Linked DNA regions of Homo sapiens: region 2 is linked to region 1. Evidence: chromatin loops called from intact Hi-C (ENCODE). Cell type or tissue: mammary epithelial cell. All regions are shown on one strand. Each heading gives the region's core, and the rest is flanking DNA. Links, peaks and the distances in the headings are about the cores only.

Region 1 (8,720 bases), core at 305-8,304:
ACATGTTTATTTCAGCACTGGTCTCAATAGCAAAGTCATGGAATCAACTTAAGTGCCTATCAATGGAAGACTGGATAAAGGAAATGTGGTATATATACATCATGGAATATTATGCAGTCATAAAAAAGAATGAAGTCATGTTCTTTGCAGCAACCTGAATGGAGCTAGAGGTCATTATCCTGAGTGAAATAACTCAGAAACAGAAAATCAAATACCACATGTTCTCATTTATAAGTGGGAACTAAACAACAGGTACACATGGCCATAAAGATGGAAATAATAGACACTGGGGACTGCAAAGATGGGGAGAAGGGGAGAAGGATAAATGTCAAAAAAAATTATAACCTATTGAGTACAATGTTCACTATTTAGATGATGGGTACCCTAGAAGCCTAAACCTCACCATTACACAATGTATCCATGTAACAAACCTGCACATGCACCTCCTGAATCTTAAAATAATAATAATAATAATAATAATGTAAAAATAAATTTTTAAAAATTAGCCTTTAACAATAATGAACAGGAAAAAAAATCACATCATGGTTCTGTCTTCAGCTCAGAGGTCTCCCCTCTCACCTCCACCCACCACACACAGCCATGTACTTCATGGAACAGGAGACAAGGGCTCACCTTAGTTCTGGCCTTAACCAATTTGCTAATTCACATAGCCTCCATGGGCTTCAGTTTGCTCATCTTCAAAATGAAGAGGATGGCTTCAACACTCTACTATTTGTATTAGTCCATTCTCACACTGCTATAAAGAAATACCTGAGGCTGGGCACGGTGGCTCACGCCTGTAATCCCAGCACTTTGGGAGGCCAAGGCAGGTGGATCACCTGAGGTCAGGAGTTCGAGCCCAGCCTGGCCAGCATGGTGAAATCCCATCTCTACTACGAATACAAAAATTAACCAGACATGGTGGCATGTGCCTGTAATCCCAGCTACTCAAGAGGCTGAGGCAGGAGAATCGCTTGAACCTGGGAGGCAGAGGTTGCAGTGAGCCGAGATCATGCCATTGTACTCCAGCCTGGGCAACATGAGTGAAACTCTGTCTCAGAAAAAAAAAAGAAAGAAAAAGAAAAAGAAAAGAAAAAGAAACATCTAAAACTGGGTAATTTATTTAAAAAAAAAAAAAAGAGGGTTAATTGGCTCACAGTTCTGCAGGCTGTACAGGTTCCAGGGAGGCCTCAGGAAACTTGCAATCATGGTGGAAGGCAAAGGGGAAGCAGCCAACGTCTTACACAGCCAGAACAGGAGGAAGGCAGGGGAGATGACACATTCTGTAAAACAACCAGCTCCTAAGAGCACTTACTCACCACCACAAGAGCAGCACTGAAGGGGAAATTTGCCCCCATCATCCAATCACCTCCCACCAGACCCCACCTCAACATTGAGGATTACAATTCAACAAGAGATTTGGATGGGGACACAGATTCAAACCACATCACTATTCAACTCAGCTCTGCTTCCTTCTGATTTACTGTGTTACCTACCCTATGTCCTTTCCCCACACTATCCCTTGTGAGCTTCTCTTTCCTTTTTCCTGATACTCCTGTGTTTACTTCTCTTTATTTCACCTTCCAACATACCATGTCCTATTTTCCTACTCTTACTTTCTCAACGTTTAGCTCCTCTGTATTCAGCTTCCTGTCTCCCCACCTCCCAAAACACACACACACAACACACACACACACACACGAATACAGAGCTCTTTGTGGGAATCAAACGACTATAAAAAAAACTTGTACTTATTATAGGATTACATGGAAAAAACAAGTAATTTCCACTCAGATTTGCCCTCAATCCCTCCAGAGAAACTACCTCAAAACAAAATAAACAAGTGCTTTACTAAAAAACAAACTAGTAGAACAAACAAACCACTTTGATCCCACTGTTCAGTTTAACCCAGAGGTAGATAATAGCACAAGTAATGTGCTTTCTTTTTATTCCTCCATGATTTCTCTTGCCAGAAGCACATTCAGACCCTCAGCCTTCCCCAGAGGGGCACATCCGTGCTTACTTTTTGTTTTCCGTGGATGCTATGGTTTGAACGTTCCTCCTTCAAAATTTATGTTGAAACTTGACCCCATCATGGTAGTATTGAGAGGTGGGGTTTTTGGGGAGGTGATTAAATCATGAGAGTTCCATCCCTGTAAATGGACTAATGCCTTATAATATGGCTAAAGGCCCCATTTTGCCTTCCACCTTCTGCCATGTGAGGACATAACAAGAAGGCCCTAACCAGACACCAGATGCCAGCACCTTGTTCTTGACTTCCCAAGCTCCAGAACTATGAGAAATAATTCTCAATTGCTCATGAATTACCCAGTCTGTGGCATTTTGTTATAGCAGCACAAATGGCTACAGAAGTCCACTCAGGCCTGTGTAGTAAGACTCAGGGTGTTTTATTATTTCCTTGTGCTTCCCACAACACACCAAGCATCTGCAAAGTCAGCCTCCCTTACAGAATCTGCTGTTACGAAATGCTTTTATGTATATTTTTTTACTCAGTTTAGTTAAGAGTTCAGATGATAACTTGTCTACCCAAAGTAATGACTCAGTAAGAAAGCCAAATTAGATTCTCCCAAGAGTTGTTACCCACATTGTTGGTCAGTGTGATGTGATTTCTAAGGTTTCTTACAGCTCATAAAATGTCTTGGGGTGTTAGGAGGTTGTAGGAATTGTGTCAAACAAAGAAGGCAAGAGAAACTTCCAGGCCAAAGAAATGCATGTGCAAAGCATGGACTCTTCAAACGGCCCCAGAATTCTGGGGATGGGGATTAAGTAGTTCAATGTGGTAGCAGTAAGAGGACTGTGTAGAATGGAGGACAGGAGGAAGATAAACGCTTAGGAGGGGACAAGTCTTTAAAGATAAGAGAAAGCTCGACCGCAAGGGCCAATCTACCCCTGCACTGTCAGGGAGCTCACAAAAGGAGGCTTCTGTCCAATCTGCTGCTTTATAATTTAACGAAACATTGAGATGTGACTATTTCTCCTTTGAGCTACCCATTTAAACTAATAGCAGACAAATACTAAGAAGTCATTTGACCCTAACTGCTGAAAACTACAATTATAGAAAATGGATGTGTGGTTGGGACCTTTCATTTGTCTTTCCCCATGAAAATATGTGGGAGTGAGAATCTTTTCTTCCCCATATTCCACTTCCTCCCAGCACCTAGAAGTCATTGAGCAATCATCATCAGAAATAAACATGCATAATTGCAATAACCTTTAAATACTTTATGGTGTATTAATAACTCAAGAATTTGGGACAAGCCCTGAACAAACACAAGGCAGCAGGTTTGCCTTTGGCCCTCTCCCAGCTCATGCACACTTTCATTTTGTTCTGTCTTCCCCATGAGATGCACCAGGTGTCTTAGTCAGCTCAGACTGCAATAATAAAACATCATATATTGGGTAGCTTAAACAATAGGAATTTATTTCTCACAGTTCTGGAGGCTGGAAAATCCAAGATTGAGGCACAAGCAAAGTTGGTGTCTGGTGAGGGGTCTCTGACCTTGGGTTGCAGATGGCCACCTTCTCTCTGTGCCCTTATATGGCCTTTCCTTTGTGCTCAAGTGGAATAAGAAAAAAAAAAAGTCTTCTTCTTAATAGGGCCCCACCTTCATGACCTACTCTAAACCTAATTGCCTCCCAAGGTCCCTATTTTCAAATACTATCACATTGGCAGGTAAGTCTTCAACATATGAATTCTGAGGGGACACAAACATTCAGTTTGTAACATTCTGCCCCGGACTGCGAAAATTTATATCCTTCTAGTGTGCAAAATACATTCATTCTATCCTAATAGCCCCAAAAGCCTTAACTCATTCCAGCATCAAGTCTAAAGTCCAAAGATAAGGTCTCACTCATATATGACATATCTGACTTAAGTTGTATTTAGTTTCACCACACAAGCTATTTTCTTCCTAAATACAATGGTGGGACAGGCATAGGATAGATATTTTCCTTCCAAAAGGGAGAAGCCAGAAGATGGAAGACAAGTCCCAAGAAAATCTAAAACCTAGCAAGGTGAATTCCATTAGATTTTAAGGCTCAAGAATAATTCTCTTTGGTCCCATGCTCTGCCTTCTGTGCCCAGTAGGGTAGCACTCCCACCTTCAGGACCCACTGAAAAAGTAATGCACCCAAGGCCAGGCACAGTGACTCAAGTCTGTAATCCTAGCACTTTGGGAGGCTGAGGCAGGCAGATCAATTGAGCCCAGGAGTTCAAGACCAATCTAGGCAACATGGTGAAACCCCATGTCTACAAAAAACAAAACAAAATAAAGCCAAAAAGTACAAAAATTAGCCAGGCATGGTGGTGCACACCTGCAGTCCCAGCTACCCTGGAGGCTGAGATGGGAGGATGGCTTAAGCCCAGGAGACAGAGGTGCAGTGAGCCAAGATTGCACCCCTGCACACCAGCCTAGGTGACAGAACCAAACCCTGTCTCAAAAAAAAAAAAAAAAAAGTAATGCACCTGAGACTCTGAGTTGCTCTGCTCCCAAGGTTACACTTTGTGGGCTCACTCCTAAGGCACTGAGTAGGGCTTTTCTCACCTTCTAAAACAAGAGGGGTGGTCACACTCTTTGAAACCAAACAGGAGATAGCCTTATCCCCTAGGTCTGTGGTAGGAGTGACAGCCCTGATGATCTCTGAGTCACATTTGAAGTCATTCTTCCTTTTCCTTGAAGAATAGCATGCATTCACAGCCAAATAGCTATACAGTCCTTTTCACAGAATCCAAGAATTCCAACAGCCTTCCTTCATTTTGTTACATCTCCATCCCCTTCAGTTCAAACTGGCAGTGTTTCTGCTCATATCATCCCATAAACTCTTTCTCAAACCATAATCCAGCCATACCCTTGGCATACTCTTCAGAACATGCTTTCTCGGTTTCTTGCAATATGAATAGGCTGATTGTTTTCCAAACCTTAAAGCTCTGGTTCATTTTTGCTTAACAATTTCTTCTTCATTCATCTCTCTTCTCTCACATTTGACAGAGTCTTGCTCTGTAGCCCAGGCTGGAGTGCAGTGGCATGATCTCAGCTCACTGTAACCTCCACCTCCTGGGTTCAAGTAATTCTCCTGCCTCAGCTTCTCAAGTAGCTGGGATTACAAGCATGCACCACCACACCTGGCTAATTTTTGTATTTTCAGTAGAGACAGGATTTTGCCATATTGGCCAGACTGGTCTTGAACTCCTGGCCTCAAGTGACCTACCTGTCTCTGCCTCCCAAAGTGCTGGGATTACAGGTGTGAGCCACTGTGCCCAGCCCACACATTTTTCTACAAGCACTCAGGAGGAGCAAAGATGCTCCTTCAACACTTTGCTTAAGAATTTCCTCTGCTAAATATGCAATTTCATTGCTCACAAGTTCTACCTTCCACAAAACACCTGAACACCATTCAGCCAAGTTCTTTGCCACTTTATAACAAGAATTTCCTTCCTTCCAGTTTCCAATAACATGATCCTAATTTCCATCAGAGACCTCATCAAAATCTCTTTTTATATCCATATTTCTAGCATGCACCTGAAAACTCTTTCAGCCTCTACCCGTTACTCAGCTCCAAAGCCATTTCCACATGTTTAGATATCTTTTACTGCCACACTTCACTTCTTGGTACCAAAACCTGTGTTAGTCTGGGTTCTCCAGAGAAACAAAACCAGTAACAGATAGAAATATATATATCCATAGTTAGAAATGCATGCACAGATACAGATAAAAATATAAAGATATTTATTATAAGGAATTGGCTGATGAAGTTATAAAGGCTAAGAAGTCCCAAGATCTACAGTCAGCAAGCTGGAGACCCAGGAGAACCGATGGTATAGTTCCAGTCCAAGTTCAAAGGCCTGAGAACCAGGAGAGACAATAGTGTATGTTCCAGTCTGAGTCAAAGATGAACAGCAGAAGACCAATGTCCCAGTTCAAAGACAGGCAGGGAGAAAAAAATTTTCTGATTCAGTCTTTTGTTCTTTTCACGCCTTCAATGGACTGAGTGAGCCCCACCCACACTGGGGAAGGAATCTGTTTTGTCTACTGACTCAAGTGTTAATTTGATCCAGAAACATCCTCATAGACACATTCAGAAGTAACGTTTAACCAAATATCTAGGCACTGGGCACCCCATGGCCCAGTCAAGTTAACACATAAAATTCACCATTACACTAGGTCAGTCTTACCCCGACCTGCCTTCTTGTCCTTTCCTCACACGTGCTACACCAGCTTTGCCCTTTCATCCATTTTCACCAATAACCAATTTTTTTGTTTTACCCAATAATCAGGGACTTACTAGGAGACCCCTTAATTGCCCTAAAAATTACTACTAAGATATTGATGAGTGCAAATGACTTAACAATTACTTTTCCTATTTGCATTTCACCTGTACTTTACCTAAGGAAGAAAAAAAATTATTGTGGTAAAATACATATAACGTAAACTTACCATTTTAATAACTGTTAATTACCTTCACAATGTTCTACAAACATCAGCACTATCTAGTTACAGAACATTTTTTATCACCCCAAAGGAAACCCTGTAAGCAGTCACTCTCCCTTTTCCCTCCCCTCAGCCCCTGGCAACCATGAATCTGCTTTTTGTATCTATAGATTTGCCTATTTTGGAGAGTTCATATAAATATGTGACCTTTTGTATCTGACTTCCTTCACTTAGTAAAGAATTTTAGCCTCCTTAGCTAGGGAAAGTGAAAAATGGAAAGGAGAATATTTTATGATATAAACATTTGGGAGTTATCTCTAAAACCTCACCAACTTTCTACATCACTGTTTTACCAAGATTTGGGAAACTCATCTGTTATTCATCTGCCTGGACGTTCTGCTGTGCGTTATTAACCCTTTCTGTGGAGGTCTGAGGCAGCCTGAACACAGGCTGGCACTGGGCCAGGATGGAGAATGTGTGGACACTTCAGGAGGCTCATTCCACACCATCAAGAGGGCTTCCTTCCCTGAAAGCGACCTGGCAGGACCATGCAGGTCATAAGGTCATACAGCCCTGAGGGGCACAAGGATGCTGATCCCAGACACTTCAGGCCTTAATAAAAATAAAAGCAAGCACATCTCTGGCAGCAGAGTAAATTATTCGTGGGATTTATTTTAAAAGAGAGACAGCTTTGTTGAAAAAAAAAATAGACACCACATCAATTCCAAAAATCATTTCCAGAAGAAAATGTCTAATCAAATGGGAAGTAGTGCATTCGTGGTTTGCACAGCATAGCTACCGAGTTTTTTAAAAGGGTCCCAGATTTGTTCAGATACTGGTTTCCACAATATGGGTCATCTGAAAGGATGCATAGCTTTATTGGGAATATAGCACATGGATGGATGGTCAGAGACTACAAGTCTGCTGAAGTTTTGTGGGAAATGAGCAGTTTGGCAGCCCCCGAGTCTGGAGGGTCTGAGACTGGCATGCCAGAAAAGCTCCAGGTCCGTAACAGCCTCTTTAAAACCATGAAGCCCTTGGAGGCCCAGCTCAAGGGTTTCAGTATGTGTCACAGATTTCATTTGCTCAGGACTCTCACAGTTTTTATGTGGTTTAACGAAGTACCTAAGCAGAAGCTTTTTTTTTTCTTTTTGGCTTTGCCTTTTTCACCGATTTCCCTTTTTATTAATAACCAAACATAAATATATTACAAATATTTTTACCTTTTATTTCCATCTTGTTACTGTTTATGTATTTGCTAAGATCAAAGTCTGGATTCATCCTCTAACAAGTTCATGTTGTTTTCCTGCTTGTTTCAAAATATGGACCCCGCAGCCTTTATAATTCTATTCCATGATGACTGGCTTAAATTTAATCATATACACAAGCACTGCAGTAACTCGCTAAACAAATCCATGTGAGGATAAAAGGAACATCACAGGCCTGATCTGGGCACAATGGCCTTTGTATTTTTCTCCTTTTGTTTTCAGAAGTTTCTGGAGCCTGTAACTGAACGCAGCAGACTCTAGTTAAAAATTCACCATGATTCCTTTTTAAATAATAGCATTTGTCTTTTGATGAGGTCTCTCAGCTCAAAAGGATCCCTATTTCACATTATAAATAGTTACTGTCAAAAGACATGACTATAAGACAATGACACTGGGTTTGAACAAATATACTTGAATTTATCCATACAAATGAATGATGTCCCCATCAAAGTAGGCAGCAACATTCCAGCGATTTTCAAAACAGTTTTGAAACTCCAGTTAGGAACTTCCTTCCTTCACACACTACGGGAATTGCTTTGAATGTCAGGGTATTTTTTAAAAATATTTTTTTTCATCAGGGTAAGTTTCATTTTTGGAAACAACCAAGCCATTTAATAAGGCAGACGGTAACTGACTGGATAGAAGTGCTGTAGCCTACAATATAATGAGACTAGCTTTTACTTTGATTCCTTAATTAGCCCTAAAGGTAATTCCAAAAAAAGTTCCTAAAATGTTTAGTGCAATAGCAGTACAGTTGAAAGAAGTGTCTAGACTCCCAAAGCAACTTCTCTGAAAAGGAAGACATTCATTTGAACATACGGATGAATTTCTTAGAGAAAAATAGGCCATCCTTGCCTTGCTTGATTTTCTCAAAAACTCTATGTTATTGGTGCCTAGCTAAGGGAAGTTGACTATTTTCAGCTTCCTACAGTATCAAATTTTATTTAACAATTCATTTTTGAAGTGAATAGAAGCGCAAAACCTGAAATACCTTCATAGAACC
Region 2 (8,720 bases), core at 203-8,202, 300 kb before region 1:
TTCCAACAAAGCCCAGGACCTGATGGCTTCACATGTCAATTCTACCAAACACTTGAAGAATTAATATCAATCCTTGTTAAATTTTCAAAAAATAGAAAAAAAGTAAACTCTTCCAAATTCACTGAATAAGGTCAGCTTCACCCTGATACCAAAACCAAGAAAAGACCCTACAGGAAAAAAACAAAACAAAACTACAGGCCAATTTTTCTAGCAAACCAAATTCAACAACACATTGGAAGAATCATACACCATGAACAAGTGAGATTTAACAAAGGGATACCAGAATGGTTCAATATATGCAAATGAATCAACATGATACAACATATTAACAAAATGAGAGAAAAAAACACATGATCATCTCAATAGAGGCAAAAAAAAAAACACATTTGACAAAGTTCAACATCCATTCATTCTTAAAACTCTCAACTAAACAGCTACAGATGAATCTTACCTAAACACAATAAAGGCCACATAGGAAAAGCCCAAAGTAAATATCATAATCAGTGGCGGGAAACTAAAAGCTTTCCCTCTAAGATCTAGTACAAGCCAAGGATACCCACTCTTGCCACTTCTTTACAACCTAGAATTGAAAATCTTATCCACAGCAATTAGGCAAGAAAAAGAAATAAAAAGGCATCCAAATTGGAAAAGAAGTAAAATTGTCTATTTGTAAATGACATAATTATACACATAGAAAATCTTAAAGGCTCAACAACGAGCAAAAAGAAAAACTATTAGAAATAATGAATGAATTCAGTAAAGCTGCAAGGTAAAATATCAACATGCAAACATCAATTACATTTCTATTCACAACAATGAACCATCTGAAAAGGAAATTTAAAAATAATCCATTAACAATAACAGCCAAAAGTTTAAAATACTTAGGAATAAATTTAATCAAAGAGGTGAAAGACACGTACACTAAAAACTATAAAATGTTTGTGAAAGTAATTAAGAAAGACACAGATAGATGGGAAAATATCTTGTGTTCATGGATTGGAGTAATTAACGTCTGTAAATGTTCATTATACCCAAAGCAATTCACAGTATTGCAATCCTTATCAAAGTCCTAATGTCATTCTTTATAGAAATAGAAAAAAACTTCCAAAATTCATATGGAACCACGAAATACCCCAAATAGACAAAGCAATCTTGAGCAAGAGGAACAAAGCTGCAGGCATCACACTTCCTAATTTCAAATTATTTTACAAATCTATAGTATGGTACCTTCATAAAAACAGACATACAGACCAATGGAACAGAGCAGAAAGCCCAGAAATAAGTCCTCACATCTACAATCAACTGGTCTTTGACAAGAGTGCTATGAACACAAACTGAGGAAAGGACAGTCTCTTCAATAAGTGATGCTGATAAAAATAGATATTCACATACAGAAGAATGAAATTAGACACTTATCTCACACCTATACAAAAATCAACTCAAAATGGATTGAAGACTTCAATGTAAGACCTGAAACTGAAAAACTGCGAGAAGGATAAGGGGTTAATATCCAATATATATAAGGAACTCACACAACTCAATAATGAAAAACATCCTGTTTCAAAAATTAGCAAAGGATCTAAATAGACATTTCCCAAAAGAAAACATACAAATGGCAAACAAGTTTATGAAAATGCCCTCAACATTGCTAATCATCAAGGAAATTCAAATCAAAACTGAGTTATCACCTCACATCTGTTAGAATGGCTATTATCAGAAAGACCAAAGATAGCAAGTGTTGGAGAGGCTGTGGAAAAAAGGAAACTCTTATATACTGTTTCTGGGAATGTGAATTGGTACAACCATTATGGAAAACAGTAGGAGGTTCCTCAAAAAATAAAAAGATCTAGTAACCTGACTACTGCGTATACATCCAAAGGAAATGAAATCAGGCTCTCCAAGAGATATCTGCATTCCCATGTTAATTTCCACATTATTTACAATACTCAAAGTATGGAAATGATGAATGAATAAAGGAAAATGTGGGGGCTATACACACACACACACATACAAACACTCCACACAATGGAATATTATTCAGCCTTAAAAAGAGGGAATCTAAAATAGTTGAAGTCATAGAAACAGAGAATAGAATAGTGTTTGCCAGGGGTGAGGGGAGAGAAAAATGGGGAGATGTTGGTTGGGGGTACAAAGTTTCAATTATGCTGGAAGAATACATTCTGGAGATCGAATGTACAATAATATGAGTATAATTAACAATAGTTTATTGTATATTTGAAATTTGCCAAGAGGGGAGACACTAAGTATTTTTGTCATACACACACATACAAACGTTTAAGTGGTAACTATCTAAAGTGATTGCTGTGTTAATTAGTGTGTGCTGATTATTTTACAACGTATGTGTGTATTAAATCATCAAATTGTATACCTTAAATCTTTGTGTTAAATATACGTCAATAAAAAAAATGTTAAGTATACACATTCTCTTACCTTTAGTGAGCCTTTTTCAAGTAAGGAAGCCATTTTCCTAGAAATTTTCTCTTAATAAAAAGGCAACCAAGACTTCCAACCTGGAAGCTGAGAGATCAGACACTGATATTCAGAACTCAACCAAGATGCAATTATACCTTAAGCTCAAGTTTGAAACAGCCATTAGTTTCTCTCATATTATTATCCTAGTCATTATCTACCATTTAACTATGTATAATTATCCATTCAGATTATTTATAAAAATGTTAACTTAGACACCTATCAGAAATAAATCTTTGGATGTCACAATATCAGTGTTTCTTTCTCCAGAAAAATGCCTACATATCTCTGCTCTTCATTTCTTGATTGCAAGCAAGGACTTTATGGAAAGGGGGAACTCCTCAATTACTAATGATTTAATTCTCTTTCCTACTAAGTTTTATGATAAATTTTGAAAGACTAAATAAATTATGTTCCCTTGTTTGTCTTTATTCTCAGGTTTATTTGGCCTCTCTGAGGAATACAACAGAATTACTCTGTCAGTAAGTCTTAGTTCTTGTTTTAATTTTAGTTATGATGAGAGATCTTTTTATGTACATTAATGTTGACCTAGTGGGAGATTTTTGTGTGGAGGAGGTCCTCTTAAATTTTTTTAATGCATTAGGTGAAATGAAAGTATCTATAATCTTCAAAAGCAAAAACTCCAAGAAACACAGTCATCTGATAATAACAGCAATGAAATGAAAGGAAAATATTGGCAAACATAATCTAAGAGACCCCTAGCTAGCAAGGTTCATAAACCCAGTTAGATAATCTTTCCCTACTCCCATTAAGTCATTGCCAAATCACTGCAATCAGATTTGAGTATCACTAATAGCAAATTGCTGGAAATTGAACCAGATGCTCAAAAGCTTTCATGATTATTCACCAAATAGCCAGAGATTAAAAACACTAGATAAGATCAATCTGGGCCAGGAAAGACCCAACAAGTTGTAATCAGTAACTTGAGCCATCTGGCCAGGCTCTGCCTTCTTTTGGGTCATAGCTTGGCAACTTCATTAGCATTATGCTTTGAGTTATAATTTTTAAATAATGTGGAACGTTATTTCTGTCATGAACGAGACAAGTGATAGCTGGAGATATAAATACTACTCTTGCTACACGCTATTATATGTTGAGATTAAGACAAATGGGGCATTTATATACTTGACTTAAAGGTGACTTGCTACATAAACTTTATAACCAATCCTGTCTTCAGACCTGCCAGTTGAAGATAAGAGTCCCCTCTACCCCCAAAATACACAATGTTCTGAAGATTTATGAAAACTAGTATCATCCAATAGCAATAATAATAATTTATTCATACAGGACTTTAAGGTTTTCATTGCTCTTTTGTCTACAGAATTTCAACAGTTTGAAATAGTGATATAAGTTTTCTCCTTCAATATCTTTATTTTTGCTACTCAAAGTCTGTCCCTGCATCAGCACCAATGGGGTAACCTGGAAATTTGTTAGAAATGCAGAGTATCAGCCTTACCCTAGACCTACTAAAAAAGAATATGTACTGTAACAACACCCCTAGGTGATTCATACACGTTAAATTTTTGCATGTATCAGAATCATCTAGAGTATTTGTTAAAACATGCTTTTTGTGTCTCACCAGGAATTCACTAGATCTGGAATGGGAAAAACAATTTGTATTTCCAACAAGTTCTCCATCATGTCCATGCTGATGGTCTGGAGACCACAGTTTAAGAACTACCATTCTTGCCTAGAGGATGTTATGTTTTTTCCCTAGTTTGGTAACAGATTATTCATGTTTCAAGCAAGATAATGCAGGGCATTAAGTTTAGGCACATTCCATTTAATAGCCGCTAACTTGATTAAAATTATGATTGACCAATGCAGAACATACATGTTGCAAGAGGCTGCCCAACTCACCAGGATTCTCCCAATCACAGCAGCTACGCTCCCTGTCCGATCTCCTGACAATGTGGATGGTTAGAACCAAAGTAGGCACAACACACCCTGTCTGGTCCAATCAAATTCTCTCATCTGGAATTTGAAATCCCAAATAAAGACAAGGCCTCTATTTTCTGATTTCCCCAGGCTTAGTGGTTCGGTTCTTCCACCAATCCTTTACATTACCCAATATTCTTCCAATAATTTATTATTTTAGCAAGTTTACAGAATTAGTAGAAATGCTTTTCATCATTTTTTAAATAATTATTTCTTCCAAGAATCCTTTTTTGTTTCAGTCTACCGATGTTTGAATAAAGGAGCCATAAGGGAGTGCCAGAGAGTATAAATAATGAAAACAGGCACTTCTTTTGCAACTCCAATGGCCATTATCCTTGTTCCCTATTGTTTATTGTCTGTTGAATCAGGACTGCATAACCTCTGAGAAGAACCCAGATGGGGATTCTGTTGGTGTTGGTACGATGCCCAGCACTGACAGTAACTGTGGAACCCAGTGCTCACATGTCTGCCCTTTTGTGTGTAGAGAAGTCATAACCATCCTGAAAACGTATTCTCGGCAAGTGGGGAGAAGCTATATGAAAATCAGCAGGGAAGGGGAAGAGTGGGGCATACCAGGAGCAGGAAAAAGAATGCCTTGCTCCAGCAGCTCTCATGAGGCACTCTCCATTTTCTAGAACATGCCAAGACTCCATTTCTGACATAAATTTTCAGTGCTTGGGAAAGACATTTTTACCCTGAGAAGGAACTCAGTATATGAAACTGCATCAGTAGTTGAACTTAGTCTCTGGAGAACCACCAAACTCTATGTAGGATTCCTGAAGGCAAGATTGGTCTGATTCACCAATCAGAACTACCGCCATCACCACCATCAAAGGTTTCCATGCTTAATCTCTCCAACTTTTCATAAGTTAATGTCCTCTTGGTGAACAAGATGTTAAGGAACAACAAGCTCCATGTCTCTAATTAGCACCACATTGAAGTATATCATTAGCTTTTAATTAAATCCTTTAACTAGTTGTTTCTTTTTCTAATGGTTAAAAGCATTCTGAACCAGTCAAGGCTGGAAACGACAAATAAATTCATAGAGCAATGCATCTGCATGGAGACCAAAGGGGCAACCAAGGAAGAGGGGACAGGAAACAGGCCTGTTGGCCTTAAATCCCAAGGCAGATGTTTCTTCCTTCCCTCCCCTCACAGGCTCACAGACTTTTATGGAGAAAGAGGATAACAAGATGAATTTGCAGCAGAGATGGTGACAGGACGTTGCAGGCCTGATGCTCATGGGGCCCCACAACATCTCTCATTCTCCAGTCAGCCCAGAATTGTCAAAGCACTGTCCTCCTGGTCTTCCTCAAATATAGGGCAGCTGGGGCGGCCCCCACTTCCCAGAGTCTTAAGAATATCCAAGCTTCACCTGGGGGTCAGAATAAAAATGACCTGTAGCAAGGAACTGTTACCTCCATATAGTAACCAAATAATTCAGGAGGAGAAGACAGGAGGCTCTCAAGGTTGCGATTTGAAGAAGTGTATTGCCATCTGCTTACCAGATGTAAAGACTTAAGAATAAACACAAAAGTAGATGAGAACCATAAGAAAAAGTAACCCAGATGTTAGCTGAGGCCTCTCTGGCCCTCAGAAAACAAGGTATGATTGATTCAAAGCTCCATTTTCATGTCCTGTGCAGGCCCAAATCCTTCTCCAAAATAACTATAAATTCCACTGAAGGAAGGCGTGAGGTGTAGGGACTGATAGGTTATAGATCACCTCTGGCTACAGCCTACTACTTCTTCAATCTACTGATCATCTCGACATCTTACAGGAGCTGCCTCTGCTCTGAGTCACATCAGCCCCATAGCAAACTCAGCATCTGTCTTAATCTCCTCACACAGGCAGGTGCACATTCTCTGTCTCTGTCTCTCTCTCACACAGACACACATACACATACACACTTTACAAGGAAATGAGTAAATGTGGTGTTATTTTAAGATTTGTCCAGATATGGAGGAGGGATTTTTTAAAGATTTGCGGGGACCGCTCTCCCAGGTGCATTTCAATAATTGCCTTGTTGTTTATCTGACCCCTCAGCCTCAGGCCATCTTGCTCACTCCACTTCTCTTCCTCCTTCTCTCTCTTCATTTCCTCTTTCTCAAGAGGAGAAATATATTCCTGTTATTGCCTCATGCAAAGCAGTTTGACGATCTCTTTTGCTGTCTTGGCTCCTGGCCTCACCATGTCCTCAGGATCTCAACTTCAGGGCAGCAGTTCTTGGTGTTGTCTAGAGAACAGCAGCAGCAGCATGACCTGGGAACTTGGCAGTGCAAATTCTCAGGTTTCACCACAGACCTACTAGATCAATAATTCTAGGGGCGGGCTCAGAAATCTGTCTTAACCAGACTTCCAAGTGATTCTGATGTATTAAAGTTTGAGAACTATTGCTTTAAAGAATAACAGTTAAGCAGCTGATAGAAGAAGAGCTGCCAGTAAAGAAATGGAGAATAGTTCCACCGCAAAACACTGCTTTCAGTGGCAGTGGCAACAAGTGGCTGGGAGGGAGGAGAACATAGGCCACCACCACCATCCCTGTAATCTCTTATTACTTTTCTAATGTAGAATCTCAATACAAATGCCCCATCTCCCAATTCCCACTAGATTGCCATACTTTTCCAATAAGCTCCTTTATAAAATAGTCTGAAGCTGCCAGTAATTGCTCTAGTGCTGCTTTAGCTGTTACATAAACGTGTGATACAAGATTCGCAGAATATATTTATAATCAGAAAACAGTTATTAAAGATAGATACAAAATAAGGATAGGTAGTTGAGCACAACTGTGGGGACCAAGACAATGAGTGATTAATTCTGGTTTAGGTTTATATTATAAATCAGAACCTCTTCTTTATTTTGTATAAATGAATTGGAGCACTGAGCAAATAATATATGCAAAAGATATGCCAGCTGGTCTGAAATTCTAACAATATATCATTACAGAAGCTGGGCATTGGCTAAGGTTTTGTTTGTTGGTTTGTTGGTTGGTTGGTTGTTTTTGCTTTTCACGGTACATAGTTTTAGGGGTGTTTCTATATGTGATCAAGGTCTGTCATTGGAAACAAACTTCACAAAAGGTATCACACAGCCAACAGCCTCAGTAGGAGAAAAAAGGCAAAGGAATGTGTGGGAGGGAAAGATAGAGAAATAGAAGGGCCTATGCCCTAGATTCTTCTAACTCCAGTTAGAAAAAACAAGAACAAGCATCCTCCCCAGTTTAGGCAATTCATGATGTATCTCTTGGCCTGATATTAATTGTTTTATGTCCAAAACTCTGTTGTAATTGTAAAAGCAAAAGTAGTCTGTAGGATTTTTTTCAATGAAGTTAAAAATATTCTCCTGATTTTCTAGTATATTTTACATGCCTTCCTACATAGTTGATATTTTGATTAGTTATATATTGTTGCATAACAAAGTACTGCAAAATACAGTGCCTTAAGACAACAAACACATATTATGAAGTCTCTGGGATGAGAAATCCAAGAGCAGCTTACCTGGGTTTTTATGTCTCAGGTTCTCTCATAAGGTTACCATCAAGATGTCAGTCAAAGCTGTATCAAAAAAGCTTGACTGAGCACTTTGTAGGCCGAGGCAGGCAGATCACCTGAAGTCAGGAGTTTGAGACAAGCGTCGCCAGCATGGCAAAACCCCATCTCTACTGAAAATACAAAAATTAGCCAGGCGTGGTGGCGGGTGCTTGTAATCCCAGCTACTTATGAGGCTGAGGCAAGAGGATCGCTTGAATCTGGGAGGTGGAGGTTGCAGCATGCTGAGATTGCAACACTGCACTCCAGCCTGGGCGACAGAGTGAAACTCCATTTCAATAAATAAATAAATAAATAAAAGCTTGACTGAGGCTGGAGGATGATTCACCTCCAGGATGGCTTACTCTTGTGACTGTTTGCAGGAAGCTCAGTTTCTCACCACATGGGCATCTCCATAAAGCTGCTCACAAAATGGCAGCCAGTTTCCGCTAGAGTATGAATTCCAAGAGAGAAAGAATGGTGTCCTGTAAGCCTAGTCTCTGAAGTTGCATACCATCACTCCCACTTTATTCTATTTGGCACTAAGTACAGCCTAGACTCCCTAGGATGGGAATTAGGCTCCACCTCTTCGAGTAGTATCAAAGAATTTTATCTACATCATCTAATATGTAAAACAAGTTGGCAAGGTAAGGCTGGGCATGGTGGCTCAAGCCTGTAATACTAGCACTTTGGGAGGCTGAGGCAGGCAGATCACTTGAGGTCAGGAGTTCAAGACTAGCCTGG

What was found. Peaks named below come from ENCODE experiments on the same cell type or tissue, not always from the same donor. Only the 100,000 strongest peaks of a DNase experiment are listed, where the experiment ranks them.
Region 2: it touches region 1 in a loop (4-fold over the local background); 2 of 110 quality-filtered maps call a loop at or near these places.

Annotation. Positions count from the first base shown.
Region 1 is chr4:147,579,323-147,588,042 of GRCh38, forward strand. All of the region lies in intron 3 of LINC02507 (long intergenic non-protein coding RNA 2507), which reads left to right. Among named protein-coding and RNA genes, the nearest start is that of LINC02507, 14 kb to the left of the region's middle. In mammary epithelial cell, for the core only: no CTCF peak of the experiment used is centred there; DNase peaks (open chromatin) are centred at 1,289, 2,519 and 3,329; H3K27ac peaks cover 1,331 bases.
Region 2 is chr4:147,281,080-147,289,799 of GRCh38, forward strand. No RefSeq gene overlaps it. Among named protein-coding and RNA genes, the nearest start is that of MIR548G, 59 kb to the right of the region's middle. In mammary epithelial cell, for the core only: no CTCF peak of the experiment used is centred there; a DNase peak (open chromatin) is centred at 4,022.